2 separate regions of the Homo sapiens genome follow, and region 2 is linked to region 1. Evidence: chromatin loops called from intact Hi-C (ENCODE). Cell type or tissue: GM12878. All regions are shown on one strand. Each heading gives the region's core, and the rest is flanking DNA. Links, peaks and the distances in the headings are about the cores only. Region 1 has its middle 120 kb from the start of XACT. Region 2 overlaps LOC101928437 (a long non-coding RNA gene).

Region 1 (11,599 bases), core at 2,317-7,316:
GGTACCTCAGATGGAAATGCAGAAATCACCCACCTTCTGCGTTGATCTTGCTGGGAGCTGCAAACCACAGCTGTTCCTATTCGGCCATCTTGCCCACAACCCTGTATTATCTACTCTTATTTGGCATTTTATTATATCAATTACATAATATATCTTGAACTTAGACTTGTATTTTAATCAAGATTGCAAATTAATCAAGTAAAAGGGATTATATTTTAATGGAAGCAGGTATAATGTGCTTAGAAAAGCATAGGCTGTATATAGATTATATAAAACTGGTATAATAGTACACATATAGATCAATGAAACAGAATTAAGGGGCCAGAAACAAACACTTACATTTTTGATAAGTTGATTTTGCCAAGACAATCCAATGGAGAAATAATAATTATTTCAAAAAACAGTACTGGAGACAACTGGATATCCATATGCAAAAAAAAAATGAACTTAAGACCTTTGCCTCAGATAATATGCAAAAAATACCTCCATATGGATTATAGACCTAAATTTAAGAGCTAAAACTTATAATTTTTAGAAAAAAGGGGATAAAATCTTTATGACTTTGGGTTATTCAAAGAATTTTTAGATGTGATGCTGAAAATACAATTCATAAAATAATAATTGGAGTTTATTGAAATTGAAAACTTCTGCTCTTTAAACCATACCACTAAAAATGAAAAACAAAAAAGTCAGAATGAGAGAAATGAAACTATAATCCAAGATATCTGAAATATCAATCCCTTGCTTTTATAAAACATGATCACCCCAATATCCATGAGTATCAAATGCACTTTAAGTAATGAGGAAGGACTCAGAGAAATCATTACTTAGAATACATTGCTGGATGCCCTATGAAATTCTGATGAAATCAATTATTAGAAATTTAGTGTGTTGAAATGAAAATCTGACTTCAAATTCTGTGGCCTTACCGCAGATAATGTTCTTCAAATATTCTATTCCCTTTTTAATCAGTCTCTCTAAGCAAAACACATATTTCACCCTTCATCCTAACCCTTTAAAAGTTATATTAAGACCATAATAAAAGGATTGGAACTACTAAGCCATCATTTTACTGCTTCCCCCTCAGATTTCTCCTTCGTGCATTTCTTCCTGAAGGAATTGCACAAGGTTTGTCTTGAGAGAATTAGAGCCAGTCATAATGCAATTATTACCAGGTGCATGGACTTTGAAATAAGTGAGATTGGTTTCAAATTGATTGGATAAGGTGAAATGCTTGACCTCTCTCCAATCTTCAGTTTCTTTAGCTGTTAAATGGGACAATATTACCTATTTCTCAGGCACTACATGAAATTATGCACTTAAAGTATAGTTCAGTGAATGGTATAAAGCACTTAAGGAATAGTTGTTATTTTTATTGTTGGAAAATGGATTTATCTGACATGTTCACATTAGATATATTTTGAACAGCCCCAGGCACATATTTACAATTAAATTAGACACTACAACTCTGCAGAGATTAAAAACTAGAGTTAACGTTAGTCAGATTTTCTTAGAGCACAGATATACAAATAACAAGGTAGAAAGAATGCTGGATTATATTTTGGTTCTGGTTGTGTCAATAGTCATTCATTTTTGTATTAATAGTCATTGAGAACTTATTAGGTTATAAATATATATTGGGGAATAAAACAAATACCATGCCTAAATTTATGGAGTTCACATTCTGGTAGGAATGACAGAAAAGAAATAATTAAAGAATCAAGTAATGATATAAATAAAATTATTATGTTTGGTGAAGAAGATGAATACATAACAGATGGTGAAGTATAATGAGGGCCCCATGGTGGGTACGATATTAGGGATGGTGTCTCTGAAGAGCTAACACTTAAGGTAGTCCTGAAGAATGATAATGAGCCACTCGTGCAGGCAAGAGAAGGAAATCTATTCTAGATGGAAGAACAAGCACGTATGAAAGCCCTGGAGTGGGGAGGGGCCTGTCATGTGCCATGAACCGAAAGGAAGCCTGTGTGACTGTAGAGTGGTGAGCAAGGGCAGAATGGCCCACACTGAGTTGAAGTAGCAGTTAGGCGATGAACCACTCAAGGCCTTGTAGGCCATGGGAATTAATTTGGATTTTATCCTAAGAGTGAAGAAAAGTCATGAGTGTTTTAATCAATAGAGAAACATGATACAATTTTATATTTTTAAAAGACCTCTTTGACTTCTACATGTGGCAATGATGTGGAGGAGGCAACAGAAGTACAAAGACCATTTAAAAGACCCTAGAAATGGCCTCTGAGAGACATGCTGGTAGCCAAAACTATGTTGATGATAGTAGAGATGAAGAGAAATAGATGTGTTTGATATTTATATTTAGAAATTATAAACAGCAGTACTCACTGAATGATTGTCCACATAGAGTAACGAAAGAAAAATATTAAGGATGACTCCAAGCGTTCTGGTTTGTAAATCTAGGTTGCTTGTACTGCCATTTACGGAGATATGAAAGACTGAAACAGAAAAAGTGAATAGAGGTATGAGGTAAAGTTACATTTCAGATGCCCATGAGGCATCCAAGCATAGATGTCAAGTATGCAGAAGGAATATCAATCAAGAAATTTCAGGGATACATTAGGTATATATAGAGAGAGATTTCAGAAATTTAGGGTATAGATAACATTTGTGGTTATAAGACTGACTCAGAGCACTTAGAGAAAGAGTACAGGTAGAGAAGAGATGCAAGAACTAAGAACTGTGACACCCAACATTCACAGGTAAAGAAGAGGGGAGGGACAAGCAAAGAGAACTAAATGCAGTCCATCTCCAAAGGCTCCCTAATCTGCCTTTGTTTCTCCTTCCCATTGCCATTACTTCAGTTCTGGCCACCACTAGAGTTCTACTGAATCAAAAAGGTGTGATTTTTCAAGGTGTGAGAAGTATCTTGGAGCTTCATTTTCTCACTTCTTCCTATTTATGTAGTTTACACAGCCTGTGAAACAATCTGAGATAGGAACTAAAAAACAGATTCCAATGTTTTGCATCAGCACAACCACTCTCTAGATTATGCACTTCTGTTACTATGTGAGTTTATTTACAAAGGTCTTGATGACTTTTTTGAAGGAATGATATCTGTTTGGTGAGTCTTTACTCAAGGTATAGCTCCACATGCAGAATAAAAGATTTAACAAACACATTAAGTGTATATGCTCCTTTTGCTGATGACATCTGTGAGGTTTTGACAGATTACAGAGCATTCCCCATTTGGACACATTTGCCAACCTGAGAAAATTACAAATTGCAGCTGACTTTCAAAATAAGTGACAAGGAAAAACTGTGGTAAACTCTTCCATCATTCTTGTTTTATGGCCTCTGCCATTTCTCTAGAAGTTAAAAAAAGAATTATAAGGGTAGGACTGAGTGGTTTTTGTTATTCTTGAGTTTAGGTTTCTCAGGAATTGGAATAGATCAGAGTGACAGGAGATTAACGTGCCAATCCAACCACCAGTGTCTGGATTTCCATTCACTCAAATACCTAAGGATATTAACACATATTTGTTTTACAGGTTGGGAATTATCTCCAGAATTATCCCATCATTTGAGATGTGCCATTAAAAATGAGCCTTTTTTCCTTTTCTTTCAGAGAAAGCAAGAAATATTTTATTCAAGGGGAATTACAACAGTGGGGTTTTGTAGTAGAGGGAAGAGATTGGATTCACATCCCTAGTCTCTTTTCTTAACATTGGGATTTAAAAGTAGGTCTGAAAAAGATGGTCTTTTAACTTCTGCCATACTATTAATTTATGTTGAAAAAATATCTTTTCCATAATACTTTCTTCATGAGGTAAATACATTGCAAAGAATTTTACTGATTTCCAAGATAAATAATTGTTGCTAGCCAAGCCAGTAATGGGATAAATTCCCCCCAATACACACAAACTCAGTTACCTGCCTTTGATTTTGCTCATTACCAGTAAACAAGGTAGGAGGATATATAAACTTGAAAAACTGAGACCCAGTTTCACCATTTGTGAATCTTTAACCAAAATTCACTAAATCTTCTCTGATAGTGTCTATTAATGTTTGAGACAGAATTTTCTAAGCACCTAAAAAATGTCTGGTTGCGGCCGGGCGCGGTGGCTCACGCCTGTAATCCCAGCACTTTGGGAGGCCGAGGCGGGTGGATCATGAGGTCAGGAGATCGAGACCATCCTGGCTAACAAGGTGAAACCCCGTCTCTACTAAAAATACAAAAAATTAGCCGGGCGCGGTGGCAGGCGCCTGTAGTCCCAGCTACTCGGGAGGCTGAGGCAGGAGAATGGCGTGAACCCGGGAAGCGGAGCTTGCAGTGAGCCGAGATTGCGCCACTGCAGTCCGCAGTCTGGCCTGGGCGACAGAGCGAGACTCCGTCTCAAAAAAAAAAAAAAAAAAAAAAAAAAAAAAGTCTGGTTGCAAAATTTTCCGAGTGTCTATCCCTTCTTAAAAACATAAATTAAAATAATTATTTTAAAAATGTGTACATGTTTGTTTATATCTTTTTATCTTAACTACAGATTAAACTTCAGGTAGTGGCCACAATAACAAGAGTCAATAATATTGAGATCTGGTTTTCTTTTTAGAGGAGGCAGAGAAAGAAAAAGAATTTGTATATTCCTGGTGCCTAGCATGGTACAGATGCATTGTCAGTGCTCAATACATGATTGTATAAGGAAATGATACTAGTTGCTTTATTTGGATCTTACTTTTGTTTCGTTTTGAGACAGAGTTTCACTCTTGTTGCCTAGGCTGGGGTGCAATGGCACAATCTTGGCTCACCACAACCTCCGCCTCCCCAGTTCAAGTGATTCTCCTGCCTCAGCCTCCCGAGTAGCTGGGATTACAGGCACGTGCCACTAAGCCTGGCTAATTTTGTATTTTTTTAGTAGAGACAGGGTTTCTCTATGTTGGTCAGGCTGGTCTTGAACTCCCGACCTCAGGTGATCCGCCCGCCTCGGCCTCCCAAAGTGCTGGGATTACAGGCGTGAGCGACCGCGCCCAGCCTTACTTTTGATTTTAACTATAAGCAAATGAAGGGACTTGCTGAGCAAATTATCCTACCTACCTGCACCTCCTCCAACATATCTGTTTTACACAGGTTGTTTTCACATTATGAAATGGATATTTTTAAAAGTATAAATTGATTTCCCAGGTCATATTCATTACTGAAAAAAAAAATTAGGGTTTGAATTATAGTAACAGATGTATTTGGTTCTTGATGCCACCTAATTTAAATTTTACTGAAATTCTGACCCCAAAAATGCTCTATCCCCTGTTCCTACTTTTTATCTCCCTCTGAAAAAAGGAATTGGTCAGAAAGGAAACAGTCCTCTGTTTTCCTATAGGTACTTCATGCTCAGAGCATGGCCACTTCTCTCTGCTGCTGCTGTAGCATTGGTTGTGTTATATAGCTGCTTCAGAGTCAACCACCAACCTCCAACTGCTTAAACAAGATTCACAGTGATTTCTGTGCTGGACAGAAAAGACCTTTCCAGTCAAGAGACAACCTGGCTTCTAAAAGCTCACAAATATTTGGTACCTCTTTCAGGTTTACAGCACCCTCTGTTGGGAAAAGTTTGCCAAATCCAGAAACTGTGCAATAGCCTTAACGTTGCTCAACCAGTCCTGAAATTGTGCCACATGGAAGTTCTACTGCTTTTTAATAGAAATGATTCTCAGACTTTCCAAGACCCATGCCCATAGAGCTCTGGCCTGAATCAAAGTTGACAGTTCGACATCTGCAGCTCCTAAAGAACAGGGCAATTTCCCAGTCCCTGAATGAGCCTGTATGAGAGGCTTTGGAGACACTTGGCCAAAATGGTGGGAAATGTGAGTTGTTGGACAAGTTATAATGACAAAGACAGATTGAATATTTAAATATTATATACATTCCTATTAAATATGAATGGCATATAGTATATCAGGGAAATATTCTCAAAGGTTCAATTTCGGTTTACCATCTTCAACATATGTAAGTTCTCTTAAAAGTGCTAAATCACTTTCTGCCACATTTTGAAGAGCACGTCCATGCCAAGAAAAGGCGTAACTCAGATTGCATTTTAGCCTAATTTCTGAGACACTGGGCTTTTAAAATAGAACCCAGTAGGTATTCATTAATGTGCTACGTCTGCCATCCTTTAAAATAGAAAATGTAGCTCATTTCTTTCACTGTTTACTTGCATCACATTGATGTTTTTGTTAGTTCCACGATACTTAACAGTTTTAGATTAAATCATCTTGATGCGTTCCCATCCTGTATGTGTCATACATGTCCTCTGTTCACAGAGTAAAATGTGTAGTTACTGTGAATTCCATGAAACACAAACTACTATGCAAAATGATTTTTTCCCTAAAACAAAATCTAATTTATATCTCGAGGCTCCATTTTCTGTTGTTGAACACTTCATCTTAGGTGATTCAAGCTTAACTCAATGAATATAAGCTTTTCTCAGTTAAGTTGTGTTTCTTCCTCATACCCTGCATTTTTCCCAGCATATGAAAGCTCCAAGGGTCTAATACCACGGCATTGTTGGGAAGGGGTGTCTATTTCTTCGTCCTTGGCCAATATTCCTGTTAGCATCTGCCGAAATCCATATAATATCCCGCCAAAGGTCCGTGTGAGACACACTGTATCCGCTTAATTCTGTTATCTTTTGGTCTGTCACTCTTTTCTTAGCTACCACGTTCTCCACTAATAACAGATAGAAAATATTTAGATACCCTCCCCTCCCTCTCTTGGGCCTCAGAAAACTACTGGAACTGTATCAGGCCCTCTATCATAGACCCACCACACCACCATTTCCATGGTACTGCTGCTGAACTATGGTGGCACCAGAGACCTTTCAAGGTCTATGACCACCGTGGACTTCACCTGAAGTATAAAGCATGGGTGCTTCTCTCTTTCAGATCCCCAAATCTATTTTCAGTTTCTATTTCCCCCACCCCAACTCAGGGACACAGCTTGTGAAGAGGAATTCTCAGAATCACTTCTGAGAAGTACTAACCAGAGCTTCCTCTCTTGCTTCTTAAATATTCTCTGTTTTCCTCCAGTTCAGAGGATCTCTTATTTCCTCTGGTGTGGGAAAATTTGCTTATACATCATTATGCATTCTTCCAAATCAATTTTTTATGACTTTGGGTTCTGACTCTCAATGCCTAGGCTTCTGAAAGTTTTCTCTCTAAATTGTTTCTTTACCACTAGTTCCAAAATAGACTTTAAATTGATTTTTTCTCTGCATTTCTTCCATAACCTTTATGTCCTGAGGCAGTGAATGTCAAGGTCTAGTTTGAAATGGAGAGAGCTTCGAGGTAAAAGGACATTCAAGAAAATTGGAAAACATATTGGTTAATACTTCTAAATGTTATATTGTAACAATAAAATTTCCAAATAACACTGTTATGAAAGTTTGGGGATATGCCCTGGGATTGCCAACTGGAGCATATAAGAATTAAAACATTTCTTTTCAGCATCAACAACTATTACAATTACACACATTTTCTTAAGCCATTTACCTGTCAACAACATTGTTCTTCTCTGTGCATTGAAAGTGGAAGAGACCCACTCCATAAAGAATGATGCCAAACGTTGTGAAAACCTGCCCTTCTCTACGAGTCAACAGGTTGCTTCTAGTTAATGAATGAGGAGAAAAATAGAACAAGTGTGCTCCACTCTAATCTTAGAAACTCAAACCCTTGAGCAGGGGAAGTCTTTTTCAAGCTGCTAATTTTCTGTTCTGGTTCCAATTTGTTGGTTGAGAGATAGAGGATATAGAAATCTCCTTCAGATATACAACATTTCTTTTAAAACTTAAGATTTACTGCCTTTTTTATTTCTCCTTTTCACCTGAAATCTTTTCTGTTATTTGATGTTGCCTCCACCTGCTATGTGTACTCACATAAACATGCCTTGTCAGGATAGTATACAAGGATGTCACCAGCACCAAAATGAATCTTTCTGGTAACAAGTATCACAACAACCCATCCCCCACTTAATTAAATGTTGCTCCTCTGATGGCCATGTTGTTTCATCATGGTGATGTATCAGCTCCCAAAAGCTTTACTACCTTATTCTGGGACTCTTTGACTAATATCACTGTTGCCCCTTATGCTCATACTAGGTTGGTGCAAAAGTCATTGTAGTTTTTGCCATTCCTTTCAATAGATAAAGAATAGAGACTTTCTAGTAGAAAAAGAAATTCTGTCATTACCTACATCTTAATAGGTACACTATATTGTCTAGTATTAACTCTGTGTCAACCACCCTCATAGTCTCCTATGCAATACAGTGAAGCAGCTGAGAACCACATTTCCCAGAGTATCCTTCCTCATGTTAAAATTTGCCAATGAAAGACATACAGAATATGGGAAACAGAAGAGAAGGAGGGGTCATTACTCTCTGGAAACAACTGCAGTCAGACAAGTGGGCAGACATGACGTTTGAAGGAACTTCTTAAGAATCACCGACATCCCTGTTTTGTATATCATACTTGTATAGTTATAGTTGGTTAGAGTCCTCCAAACATTTCTGGCATTCACAGCAGCTTCAAGGGACATTCTTGAGACCCGCTCACTTCACTGCTGCAGATTGAAATAGTTAGGGAATCTTCTAAATGTTCCTGGGATTTGCTGTGGCTTTGGGATGACCTTAGGAGAACCACCTGCTTCAATGCTGAAGGCTGAATTCACTGGCTGTGGCTTCCTTGACCTTTGCTCCGCCTGTTTTTTCCTTTCAAATGTTGAATAACTTTCAATTCCCCCAACTAAAACTTTCATACTTTCCATATATAGAGTGGCTCTGATTTCTTGATCTAGCCCTAATTAATACATTAAACTTTATCCCTCTCCACTTTGTGAATTTAGTGAAACCCTTAATAAGATTTCTAAATTCCAATCTCTCCCTATTTGGGACAAATAGAAGCATCCTCTAAAGTGTTCACACTGGTTTGAATTAGTCCAAGTAGAGGTTGTAAGTATCTTTCTTTTTCTGTAGTAACTTCATCATTTCACACGGTAAGATGAGATCAAGGTGTTAAAACATTTACATTGAGATGATTGTTGCATCCACAGAACCTCATACTTCCTAAATTTCTGGAACATGTAGCACTAAAGCTCCCATTGTCTTTTTTATGGGTAGATCCTCTTTGAGCCTTGAAGACTAGGTTCAATGGCCTATAAGTTATTCATTTGCTTCTTACTAGTTTTAGCATTTGTGATTGCAAAGAATAATTCATTAGTTGCATAATTACTACCAAAAATAAATTATTCAATATATATACCTAGAGAAATTTTCTTCATAAAAGGTTAATTCTGTGTATCTGTTAATTCATGCCCATCTCAGAAAGTATACTCTGTCTGTTTGAAAGGACCATTTTGAAGATTTAATGAATCTTAAAATCTTCTTAAGTTCCTGAATACATTATTGACCAATCAAAACTTTGCTGAAATGTCCACTTACCCTCTGATACACTTAGGTACTTATCATACTTCAACAGATCTGATTGATCAAGATTATAGCTGAGACTTGGCTAAAATATTGGCAGATGTTTCCTTATAAAAGTTCACTTCTGAAGACATTACAGTCTTAAAAAGCTGTCATTGATATTTGAAAGACTACCTTATATAAGTGATGTGCTATTCTGATTTAATTATGAAAGCAAATGGAAAGCTAAGGGGTTTATACTCTGGAATGTGAAATAATGGTGTTAAGCCATCATGTCTCAGTTTTTTGGATATAAAGGAGTAAAAGTTTGTCTTGTTAAGCATTAAATGAATGTCAAAAATATGGAAACAGAAATTGGAATTTGGGGTTTGTTTGCTGCACCAGGTGGACTCCAGCTATCAGAACCAATAAAACACCTGTTGAATCCTTTAGAATAGGCATGTTATACATTTGTTTTGACCATTGGGACATAAGAGGCAAATACGACAATCAGCAACTTCACTGAAGGCATCACCAAGTTACACACTCCTATGAATTCTTCATGTAAATCTAGAATAAAAATGAACAAATTCATAACTGTTCAAGGTATGCAGAATTTCCAGACTTCCACATTGTCTCTTATTTGGCCTATAATCATCTTAGAAATACTCATAAAGCTCTGAACAAGTACTACAGTATAAGCTTTGGGAAGAAAGTTGAAGGTTAAAGAGTGTGTGTCAAGCGAACGTGCAAAATAGGTATTGTACCATAGACACTCCTTTTCTCCTGCTAAAAACATCCTTTTTGTCTCTAGCCATTCAGTATCCTCATGTTCCCTCAGCTACATCTGTGATAATAAATAGTCTGATAAACTCATCCATTCCAAAAAATCACTGATGTGCTGTTCAAAGGAAATTTTTAGCTAAAGAGAATTACTGGACAAGTAATGATAAAACCTAATCATTGCTAATAAATATTATTGGAGCAACTAAAATGGTACAAAAAGACATTTGGAGTCAGGGACACATTCCTAGTATCCTTTAAATCACAGCATATTTTACTTCTATGTAACACTGAGCTTGTTTATTTTTCTATTTCTTTTTATTTATTAATGTCTATGTTCTATTTATCTGAACTCAGATTTGGTATCAGCAGCCGACCTAGGCTTTCCTTACCAAAATAAGTTAACACAGGTGAGTGTCCAGATACTCAAGATTTACATACCAGGTTCACACATTGCTAAATCTAAACTAATTTTCTTTTTATTCTATTTCAAACTCCACTACTGAGCCACCCAGTGAACTCCATGTTTCCATTACAAAGCCAGTACTAGTAGAAAAGCCGTGACCTGTAAGAAGAGCTCAAAATAATGGTGGAATAAAAGGGAAAAAATGTCAAAAGAATTCATTAGGTTATAATAAAGTTGTGTAATAAGGACATCACTAAAATTCCACAAGAAATTCTTACATAAGAACATTCAAGGAAACACCTGTACACTACCTTCCTATACTTGTTCTTATGAGAGAAATAGTGATCCATGATTTATAAATCCAATAGTACTTAATACAGTCAGAAAGTTGTATTTATCCCATTATTCCCTTTGTAACTTTTTAATTCTCTCACTGCCTCTATCAGCCCTCAGGGGATACCAGCTGTGTTTCAGGACCCATAAAGAACCTGATTAGAGAAACAGGATATGAGAAAGCTAATTATAGATGAAGGCAATTCAAACTACAAAATAGCTACAGGAAAGAAAACATTTGGCCAAGATGAATTTGGCAAAATGAAAAAGTGCACAGCCATCTTCTGCTAGGCCTATCCCTAGGTAAGAAGAAACTAGAACCCACCCCCGACTACCTGCAAAAGGAAAATTCTTTGGGAAAATATTTTTAAATGTGTTTTCTAAGTCACACACAGAGAGATATTGTAATTACCCAGAGGAAATCTGGTCACTCAACTTCCTGTTTCTTTCTTATCTTTCACTCACAAAGTTACATAAAGGTAGGTGGAACTATCCAACAATAAACCAGACTGATAATTATTACAGTGTGCTTAATGACAAGTAAAAAGTGCACTTGCTCTAAGTCAGAGCTGCCAACTTGAGAATAAAGAAAAGATCTGAAGACAAACATAATAACTCAGTGATTAGACTGAGGGCAATGATGCTATTGCCATGGAAACCATTGA
Region 2 (11,599 bases), core at 3,262-8,261, 480 kb before region 1:
TAATGCCCTTCTTTGTCTTTTCTGATCTTTGTTGGTTGAAAATATGTTTTGTCTGAAATTAGGATTGCAACCCCTGCTTTTCTCTGTTTTCTGTTTGCTTGATAGATTTTTCTCCATCCATTTATTTTGAACCTATAGATGCCATTGCATGTGAGATGGGTGGGTATCATGAAAATGGCATACCACTGGGTCTCGCTTCTTTATCCAGCTTGTCACTCTGTGCCTTGTAGTTGGGGCAATTAGCCCATTTACATTCGAGGTTAATATTGATATGCGTGGATTTGATCTTGTCATTATGTTCTTAGCTGGTAATTATGCAGACTTGTTTCTGTGGTTGCTTTATAGTGTCAATGGTCTACGTACTTAAGTTTTGTTTGTTCTTTTTTCTTGGTTTTTGTCTGACTTTTATTTCAGAGAACCAGCCTTTGAGCTCTGATATTCTTTTCTCAGTTTGGTCTAGTCTGCTATTAATACTTGTGGTTGCTTTATGAAATTCTTATAGTGTGTTTTTCAGCTCTATCAGATCAGTTTAGTTCTGTTTTATTTTGGAGATTTCATCTATCAGCTCTGGTATTATTTTATTGTGGTTCTTAGATTCCTTGGATTGGATTTGATGTTCTCCTGAATCTCTATGATCATCATTCCTATTCATATTCTGTATTTTATGTTTATCATTTCACTTATTTTAGCCTGGTTAAGAACCCTTGCTGGGCAACTGCTGCATTCATTTCAGTGAAAGAAGATACTCTGGCCTTTTTTGTTGCCAGCATTCTTGCACTGGTTCTTTCTTATCTGTTGATTTCTGTTTCTTTAACTGCAGTGTAAATTGAGTGTAGACAGTAGACTTATTTTCTGGATGTTTTCACAGGACCAAGGCTTTGTGCAGGGTCTTTATATGTAGTTGAATTCTTGTCCTTGGTTTTTCAGTGGGACATATTAGCAAAAATATTTTTGGTGTTGAAGTTTTGATGATCCAGTAGGTGGCACTTACGGGTAATGTCCAGTAGGTGGTCTCTTGCTCAGTCATGTGGCTCCTCTGTATTTCCTCACAATTGCAGCTATGCTACCTCTGAGTGCTCTGAAAATGTTGGCTCCTCTTTCACTCCAGTGCTGGTTGCAGATCTTGGCTTGGCACTCCCGGGCAATCTCAGGCTTTATGTTTCTTCCCAGTTTGGAGGCAGTAGAGGACGAGACCTTAGCAGTGGTTGTGGCAGAGAGTCTTTCAGTTGTTTCTTGGGGTTCCACCCTAGAGATATACAGAGCTACTATTAATCAGCGTGATCAGCCCAGGATGGGGCAGCTGTGCTCTGGGCCCAAGACAGAGGGGCCCTGCCTGGTGACAAATGGGGTGCAGGGTGAGTGGGACACTGGGGAGATGGACTGGCCTGCTCTCCTTAGGATGACTACAGCTTGTTGGAGGTGTGGGTAGAGCACTCATGGTTTTTGCTCATTCTCCAGTCTGAGATCAGCAAGGGTAGTACCATTGCAGTGGCAGTGGCAGAGGGGCTTTTGGTTGCCTCTGGGAGCTCCACCTTTGAGAAACATGGAGCCACTCCTACTGGGAATGTTCAGCCAGTGGGCGGGACAGCTGTACTGGTGGCCTGAGCTGGGGACTCCCCTAGTTGGGGAGTGGGGTTTCAAAGATTCACAGTGAAGAGAGACTGGTTCACTTCTGTATGGTGGCTGTGGTGTGCTATAAGCCTAGGTGAAGCCCTCAAGATCTTTGTTTCTTCCCCAGACCAGGGCAGCAGGGGTAGAACCACTGCTGTGGCAGTGGCAGAAGGGCTGTTGGTTCCCTCTGGGAGCCCCTCCCCAGGGAAATTCAGAGACACTACCAGTGGATATGCTCAGCCATTGGTGGGGTGGCTGATCTGCAGTCCTGAGCTAGGGGCCCTCCCTGGTGAAGAGTGGGGGTTGGGAACTCCCAGGGAAGAGAGACTGGACTCTTTTCCATATAGTGGCTGCCATGTCCTGGAGGTGCCAGCATAGCGGGTAGGTCCTTTGCTCCTTCCCTATTCTGTGGGCAGTTAGGGCAGTACCACTGTAGTTGCAATGGAGAAGGGGTTGTGGGTTGACTCTGGGATTTCCTCAGATAAATGCAGTGCTGCCTCTGACTGAAGTGTTCAGGTTGGGGCAGGGTAGTTGTGCTGGAGTCAGGAGGCGTCACTCAGTGAGGAAAAAATGTAAATGGGGACCGATTTAAAAAACAGTCTGGCAGCTTTTCTGTGGGATGGCTGCACTGTGCTGGGGTTCTGTACCATGCTCAGCCTCCTGGATTTGGTTCCTTTCCTGGGGACATGTGAGGGAGCATAACCACTCTCTTTGCCAGAGCTGCAGCCACTAATGCTAGGATGCCCAGGGATCCAAGGCTCCTGGGGCTCTGTGTGTGCTTGAGTGGTGGCTCTTCTCAGACTACATGTAGCTCTCCACATCAGTCTGAAAGTCCCACAAGGGGATCTCCTGAGCCCAAGATTGCAAAGATCCATAGAAAAAGTGTGGATCCCCAAGGTCTCTCACTCACTCAGTTTCCCTGTGGTGAGGAAGCCTCTCCTGGCTTCATGTGACTCCCGGGTGGGTGGTTGTCCTGTGTTGCTCCTCTCTGTTCTCCATGGGCCACGTTTTTTCCTTGATGAATCCCTGCATGATGTTTCAGTTGAAGATGTAGTATTTATTCACCAATTTTTCTCCTCTCTGTAAGAGTGGCATACACTAGCTGCTTCTAGTCGGTCATCTTGACAGTTTTCTTGATGTTTACTCAGTGTCCAAACATTCTTTAGTCAGCACTTGTTGAATTCTGCCAGGACTGGGTCCTTTCCTTCAAGGCAGTGGATTCCCGTGTCTAGAAATGTTGTCTGAGGGCTAGGGCATCAGGACTCTGCATGGTGCTCTGTTTTACTGTGACTGAGTTCATATCCAAGTTGCAAGACAAATTCCTCTTTGTTGTTTTTGTTGTTGTTGAGATGGATTCTCACTCTGCCGCCCAGACTGGAGTGCAGTGGCTTGATCTCAGCTCACTGCAACCTCCACCTCTCGGGTTCAAGTGATTCTCCTGCCTCTGCCTCCTGAGTAGCTGGGACTACAGGTGTGCACCACCATGCCCAGCTAACTTTTGTATTTTTAGTAGAGACAAGTTTTCACCATGTTGGCCACGCTGGTCTTGAACTCTTGACCTCAAGTGATTCACCCGCCTCAGCCTCCCAAAGTGCTGGGATTACAGGCGTGAGCCGCGGTGCCCGGCCAACAAAGTCCTCTTTACTCTTGTTTCTCCCCTCCTCAAGCATAAAGAAGGAGTCTGTCCTGGAGCTGTGAGCTGGGCTGCCTGGGTTTGGGGGACGGGTGATGCAAGCACTCCCGTGGCCACTCCCACTGGTACCTCACTATGTCACATACACACCAAGTCTGCTGGCTACAAGTCCAGCACAGCACCAGGACCTCCCTAGGAACTGCACTCCTTGCGTCCTAGACTACCTTTTGAGTTATTTTTGGACCCCAAAGCACTTTAGCCTGTGGTGGTGGGACTAGCCAGACCTCAGGTTCTGCCTGCTGTAATGGACAATTCCCCTCTGGCTAGGGCAAGTTGAAATGTTCCGCCGTAGGTGCCGGTTGAATTCTGCCCAGTGTTGCTTTCTGCTATGACAGGACAACACAGAGTTGCAATGCAGAGTTCCACAATCACTGTGCTTTTCTTCCCTCAAGCACACAGATTTTCTCTCTGCACCACCTGGCAGCTGCTGGGGGATGGGGAAGGGGTGGTACAGGCAATTCAGACTATCTTTCCTCCCTTGTTTAGTGTCTCTTTCCTTGATGTGATGTTAAAACCAAGTATTGTAATTACTCACTTGATTTTTGGTTCTTTTAAAGGCACTTTCTTGTGCAGATAGTTGTTCAATTTGGTGTTCCTACGGGGAGGAAGATCACTGGTGGTTTCTATTAAAACATGTTTTTCTGCCTCTTCCCCATATCCCGTAAGTTTTAGTATGTTATGTTTTTGGTTTTGTGTGTCTCAAGATATTTTCTAATTTCTCTTGTAATTTCTTCTTTGACCCATTGGTTATACAATAGTATGTTGTTTAATTTCCACATATTTGTGAGTTTCCAGTTTTTCAATGGCTGTTGATTTCTAGTTTAATTCTCTTGTGGTCAGAAAAGATACTTGGTAGGATTTCGATCTTTTACAATTTGTTAAGACTTCATTTGTAACCTAATGTGTGATCTTCCCTAGAGAATGTTCTGTGTGCACTTGAGAAGAATGTATATTCTGCTCCTGCTGGAAAGAGAGTTCTGTATATGTCTGCTAGGTACCATTGGTCTATAGAGTTGTTCGAGTCCTATGTTTCCTTATTGATCTTCTATCCACTTTTCTATCCATTTTTGAAAGTGATGTATTAAAGTCTCCTATTACTGTTTCACTGTTCATTTCTTCCTTCAATTCTGCCAATGTTTTCTTCAAGTACTTGGGTGGTCTTGTTTTAGATGCATATATATATGTATATGTATATATATTTGTTATATTTTCCTGGTGAGTAGGCACTTTATCATTATATAATGTCCTTTATCTCTTGTGATAATTTTTGACTTCAAGTCTATTTTGTCTGATATAAATGTGGTCACCCTTGCTTTCTTTTGGTTATCATTTTTATGGAATATATTTTCCCATCCTTTCACTTTCACCTTATGTCTGTCTTTACATCTAAGGTGATTCTGTTGCGGACAGCATATAGTTACATCTTGTTCGTATTTTTCTTTAATTCAGCCACTCCACTTCTTTTGATTGATAACTTATTCATTTATATTTACAGTAATCACTGATAGAGCAGGAGTTACTATTGCCACTTGGTTAACTGTTTTGTCTCTGTCTTGTAACAAGTTTGTCACTCTTTTTTTTTTTTCTCTTGCTGCCTTCCTTTGTGTTTTGGTGATATTTTTGTTTTGACATGCTTTGATTCTTTTCTCATTTTCTTCTGTGTATATTTTTTTGTGTGTGGTTACCATGGGGCTTACATATAGATCTCATAGTTACAACAATCTATTCAAAGCTGATAACTTTAATAACATACAAAACTCTACTTTTTAAATATCTCTCCATTCCCACTTTATGTTATTGACGTCACTGATTACATCTTTATATATTGCATATCCATTAACATAGTTTTATAGTTATAATTATTTTTCATGTTTTGTCTTTAAAATTATTTTTATTTTAATGATTATGGCTACATAAAAGTTATACATATTTCTAGTGTACGTGTGTTGTTTTGATAAAGGTATACAATGTATAATGATCAAATCAGGGTAACTGAAGTATCCATCATCTCAAGCATTTTATATTTCTTAATGTTAGGAGCATTCCAATTTCACTTTTTTAGTTATTTTAAAATATACAATAAATTATTGGTAATTATGGTTACCTTATTGTACTACCAAATATTAGATCCTATTTATTCTATCAAACTGTATTTTTGTACCCATTAACCATCCCTACTTTATCCCCCCATCCACTACCTTTTCCAGCCTCTGATAATCATCATTCTATGCTCCTATTTTTATGAATTCAATTTTTTTAGATCCTTCATGTAAGTGAGAACGTGTGGTATTTGTCTTTCTGACCCTGGCTTATTTCACTTTACATAATGTTGTCCAGTTTGATTCACATTGTTGCAAATGACAAGATCTCATTATTTTTAATATGAATACTTTCTGAATTATATTCCATTGTGAATAATATTCCATGTGTATATGTACCACATTTTTTTTTACCCATGAATCTGTTGATGGACACTTAGATGGATTCGAAATCTTGGTTATTGTATATAGTGCTGCAATAAACAGGGAGCACAGATGTATCTTCGTTATACTGATTTCCTTTCTTTTGGGTACAGTAGTAGATGTTAAAACCAAGCAGCAGTAAGATCGCTATGGTAGTTCTATTTTTAGTACTCTGATAAATCTCCATACTGTTTTCCACAGAGGTTGTACTAATATGCATTCCCACTAACATTGTACAAGTGTTTTCTTTTCTCTACACCCTTTCCAGCATTTGTTTTTGTTATTTTTGTCTTTCTGATAATAGCCACGCAAACTGGGATGAGATGATGTCTCATAGTGGTTTTTACTTGCAGATCTTGATGATTAGTGATGTTGAGCATTTTCTTTTATATATCTGTTTGTCATTTGTATTTCTTCTTTTGAGAAATGTCTATTTAGGTCTTCATTTCTTAACTGGATTTTGTGTGGTTTTTTAGCTATTGAGTTGTTTGAGCTCCTTATAAATTCTAGTTATTAATTTTTTGTCAGATAAGTAGTTCACCAACATTTTCTCCCGTCCTATGAGTTGTCTCTTCATTTTGTTGATTGTTTCCTTTGCTGTGCAGGTTTTTATCTCGATGTGATCCCATTTGCTCATTTTTGCTTTGGTTGCCTGTGCTTTTGTTGTCCTACTCCAGAAACATTTGGTTAGACCAGTGGAAAAATCAATATTGTTAACATGTTCATACTACCCAAAGCAATATACAGATCCAGTCCAATCCCTGTCAAAATATCAGTGATATTCTTCACAGAAATATAAAAAAATTACTAAAATTTACATGGAACCAAAGCTATCCTGAGCAAAAAGAACACATCTGGAGGAATCACATTACCTGACTTCAAATAATACTACAAAGTTATAAGCAAAATTGCATGATGCTGGCAGAAAAATAGATGCTAGACCAATGGAACAGTATAGAGTACCCAGAAATAAATTGATATATCTACGATGAACTGATTTTTCACAAAGGCATCAAGAACATACACAGTGGAAGAGACAGTCTCTTCAGTAAATGATGTAGGGAAAAGTGGATATCCATATGCAGAAGAATGAAACTAGACCCCTATCTCTCACCATATACAAAAATCAAATCAAAATGAACCAAAGACTTAAAATCTAAGACCTGAGATGTGAACATACTAGAAGAAAACATTGGAGAAACACTGTATGCTTTGTCTTTTAAATTCTACACTGAAATTAAAAGTGCTTTATATATCATGATTACAGTATTCTATTGAGACCACCATGGAATTTTTTTCAAAAAAGTATCTCTGAGAAAGGGTTATTATACAATCTTTAGTTCAGATTAAATGTGTTTCTTCATTTTGCCAAAGCCATCCCATGAAAAGTAAACATTTCAAACCATTATCAACTGGTTTCCTCTGATTACTAAAACTCCTCTGTTAGGCCATGTCAGACTTACCTATATCTTTTAAATTAGAACAGGTAACTAAGCTGTTCCCTCTCTGCTATTTACTCTACTCTTCTCATTACCTCCTACCATCAAGCTTTTTTCTCCACATGTCTCTTATAGCCCTTTCACTACTGTGTATCTCCTACAACACATATCTCTTTATGCTTCCTCAGTAGCTTCCAACGTAGCTGAAGAGAAAAAGAAAAACATAGTGAAGTTAAATTCTCTTTAGTCAGGCTTCCCAAGGCCAAATTTATTGTCCACCTCATTACTGCAACCATTCAAAGCCTAGTTCTGCCGCTCACTCCAGGCTAATGTGGGTGTCATAGTGTTCAGAAGGATCAAAGACACTGAAAACATTTGCCCTCTAAAAATTGATTAACTTCACTCAGATATCTATATGCTTCCAAATTTCCCTTTATGTCCAACTTGGAAAACTTAAGAAAGACTTAAAATTTCTGCATGCTTACTATATGCCAAGTTCTTTTTCCAAATATTGTACATGCAACATGGTATTTAATTTGTACAAAAACTTATAAGTTAAGTGTTTTTAGTGTTCCTTTTTTACTGATTAAAAAACTGAAATTAGGAGAGGTTGTTCTTTGCCAAAGGACACACTATTCCTATGGAACACAGTCAAAATTAGTAAAAAGAGGATTATCTATGGGCCAAGGAGCCAAAAATTCATTAGACATGAAGCAAGGATTGTGATTAATCTGATTCTGTGTATGTAAGGTTTAAAAATGCCTAACATCGGCCGTTTCTTCAAGGACTCCTGTTTGTTTTTAAGTATAGTACTAGAAACATATATGTGGGCAATAGGTGTAATTATTGCTACTGGGGTGCTATTGCTTCTAGGTCATCTCAGCTGATAAGAAATGCAAGTGTATATGTTAATCCCTGTGTATACACATATTTACAAGTATTTCTATTTGTAACTATCTGTACCTATATTAAGCTAAACACATGTTCGTGTTGATATCTCCTACTATAAAGCCTCCTACCCTTGTTTATTGTAAACTCCCACCCTAACAGTGAGAAACATGATTCCAACCACCGGCCATCCATTTACTTAATTTTTCAATTCTAGTACATGTGTATAGTAGTATTGATATAGTTAACCTATGCCTCCATGAGGGAAAAATCTCTATCAACTAAAGCTTATTGCTTATGAACACTTTCTTTTGCTTTTAATCTTATAGTCTCTATTTTCTTCCAAAGATTTTAGGTCAACACCTTTGTCCTTTACTCCCTTTAGTGAGATTGTTTCACGCACTTATAATACAGTTAGATTGATTTGTCACATTCTTCATTCCATGCCAGAATTCCTTTTCTCCTAGATAATGTTTTAAAATTTAGATACCTTATGTTTTACTCCTTGTTTTATATAAGCCTATGGGCTTTGATAAATGCATACTGTCATGTATTCACCATTACATTTCCGTACAGAATAGCTTCATCATCATCAAAACAAAACCAGTGCTTCATCTATTTCATTCGTCCTTTCTCTTCCTGAACCACTGGCAACCCCTGACTTTTTTTTTTTTACCATCACTATAGTTTTTCTTGTTTTAGAATGTCATGCCATTGTGATCATAAAGTATATAGCCTTTTCAGACTGACTTCTTTCACTTAGTAATATGCATTTAAGATTTAGTCGTGCCATTTCATGACTTAATATTTTATTTCTTTTATTGCTGAATAATAGTTCATTCTATCAACATACCACAATGTGTTTATCCTTTGATCTACTGAAGGACATCTTGGCTGCTTTCAATTTTTGTTAATTAGCAATTACAGTGCTATAAACATTTGCAGGCAGATTTTGTGTCGACCTAACTTTTCACATCAGTTAGATAAATACATAGGACTGAAGCATGGAAAAAGGAAAGTGAGCCTCAAGCATCTTGTCATACCAGAAAGTAAGGAAGTGCTCAAAAAATGAAACAAACCCCACAATAGTGGATGGTATGTCAAAGGGACACAGGAATTGAAAGTGCGCTAAATGGCAAAAGCTGGAATAATTTGAGTAATAAAATAAATAAATTAGCAATGTATTATAACCCAAAGTAAAAAATAAATATTCGTGAGTCCATGTTACCATAAGGATATGACTGGATAAATAAGTGAAGAAGAAGAATCAAATTTTTGTGCAGAAAAATTAGAAATAATTTATGTTGATACTACTTCCTCACTGAGGAGGAGCATAACTCTATGCTCCTTAAGTGGGACATGAAAATACTCATTTCTTTCCAAAGAGTACAGTATGGAAAGAGGGAAAAAGAATAGCTGTACAGTAAAGAAACCTGACAATTGCTACCTTGGCCAGGTCAACATCAACAGTGATAGTGATGTTTATATCATGTACCCTTGATATGATGTGATAAAAAAAGGCACTTTACCTCTGTGTTCTTCTTCCCATTCCCATAATTCCAGACTAATTATTTAAAAATTATCATATGTCTTCCAATTAAGGAGGATTCTACAAAATATCCAACTGGCAATTCTCAAAACTGTCTAGGTCATCAAAACAAGCAAAATTTGAGAAACCATTACAACCAGAGGAGCCCACAGAGTTATGATGACTAAATGTAATACCTTAGCATGGATGGGATTCTGAAACAGAAAAAGGACATGGGATAGAAACCAAGAAAATCCAAATAAAATATGGACTTTAGTTAATAATAATTTGTCAGCATTGTTTCCTTAATTGTAACAAATGTACCATACTAATGTAAGATGCTAATAAGGGAAACTAGGTGTGGGATACACAGGAATTATCTATAATATATTTACAATTGTTCTGTAAATCTAAAGCCGTTCTAAAGTTTTATTTGTTTGTTGTTCAGATGCCTCAGTTTGGAGTCACCATATACTGATCCTTGAAAGGAAGTGGTCAGGTCTCTCAGAAGGAGAGAAGAAAGTGACTGGATAGTTGACCTGGTATTTATATTACTGGGAGGCACTGACCCTATCTAATGTTGGATTTCTGGGCTTCCAGTATGCTGTTTTCCTTTTTCTCTCCTGTTCTCAATCAACATTTTAGCCCACTCTCCCCAGAAAAGGGCTTTTGGTGACTTGGAAATTAATGAGTTTCATTCCTCTTGGCTGAATTATAGATTTAACTGTAAAAGGGATAGTATCTTATTTTATTACCAGTACCCCCAAAGCATAACCCTAGTTTGGGGAGAGGTCTGATCTTTATGTGGTTTGAGTAGTAGAATAGAACCACTAATTTGTTTCTGGTATTGCTAAATGAACTAGACTTACACTTTTGTTGTTGTTATACTAAATATAATTGCTGTTTCGTTACTTTAAAAATTCAAATATTTGTAATTTTATCTGGTTTGACCAAATAATAATGCCAAGAATAAAAAAGAATAAACATTTATTTGAGCATCGTGTTAAGGGTTTCCATGGATTATGTGATTCAATACTAATAGTAATCCTATAAGATAGGTACGATTAATGTCTCTGTTTTATAGATTAGTCAAATAAGACCCAAAGTAGCTACCCAATGTCAGATATATTGAAGGAACACAGGATTCAGATTCACTTCTGATGTCTAAACTAGCTTTCTCTTCACAATAGCATACTAAAGGGTGAAAGCCATCTATATCTGTTACATATACATCTAAAAGTCTGTTACATTAAGGGGCTACCTGTTGGCAATAGATAGATATACTAGGCTTTTTTAAAAAAATTACTGGCTCTGGACTGGCCTATACGGGTATAGGAAATTATTGGTGTCGAAAGCCATGCTTTTACTTTATGGGCATTATCTGGGTGGAGACATGAACTACAGTTTTGTAAAAGCTTTTCATAGTGCTATATGAGGCACCCTATTTCTCTAATGGTACGGGGGTAACGAAAAGGGTGTTAAGCTAACAATTTCTTGCAACCTTTTATCTGGTCCATTGGCTTGAAGGTACATGAGAAGAATAGGTGAACATACTTTTAAGGGTGTTGAAAAAGTCTGAACTCCAAACTCCTATATGCAACTGCCTGCTTGGCGTCTTCATTAGAATGTTGAATAAGCATCTGAAACTTAACATGTCCAAATATAATTCCACCTCCTCATTCCCTTTCCCACCTCCTGCAAAATTGCCATCTCTTTCTCAATCTTCCCCATGAAACTGATTGGAATTAAATTTTCTCAAGTTAATTTATTTACTCAATTTAATATTCTTACTCTATTAAAAAAATCTTGATTTCTCTTTCTAGCTTATTCCTTATATCTAATCCATGAGCAACTCTTATCAGCTCTATTTTGAAAATGCTTTTCAAATACAACTATGTCTTACCAATTCCACAACTATCTATCCTACTTCTAGGCCTCAATAACCTCTCATCTGTATTTTCTTCTTACTGCTTTATTT

What was found. Peaks named below come from ENCODE experiments on the same cell type or tissue, not always from the same donor. Only the 100,000 strongest peaks of a DNase experiment are listed, where the experiment ranks them.
Region 2: a loop joins it to region 1, with 2.5 times the contacts of the local background. A loop is called at or near these places in 3 of 110 quality-filtered maps.

The regions. Positions count from the first base shown.
Region 1 is chrX:113,736,384-113,747,982 of GRCh38, forward strand. No RefSeq gene overlaps it. Among named protein-coding and RNA genes, the nearest start is that of XACT, 120 kb to the left of the region's middle. In GM12878, for the core only: no CTCF peak of the experiment used is centred there; DNase peaks (open chromatin) are centred at 4,634 and 6,917.
Region 2 is chrX:113,259,660-113,271,258 of GRCh38, forward strand. The region is part of intron 3 of LOC101928437 (a long non-coding RNA gene); the gene reads left to right. Among named protein-coding and RNA genes, the nearest start is that of XACT, 350 kb to the right of the region's middle. In GM12878, for the core only: no CTCF peak of the experiment used is centred there; no DNase peak of the experiment used is centred there.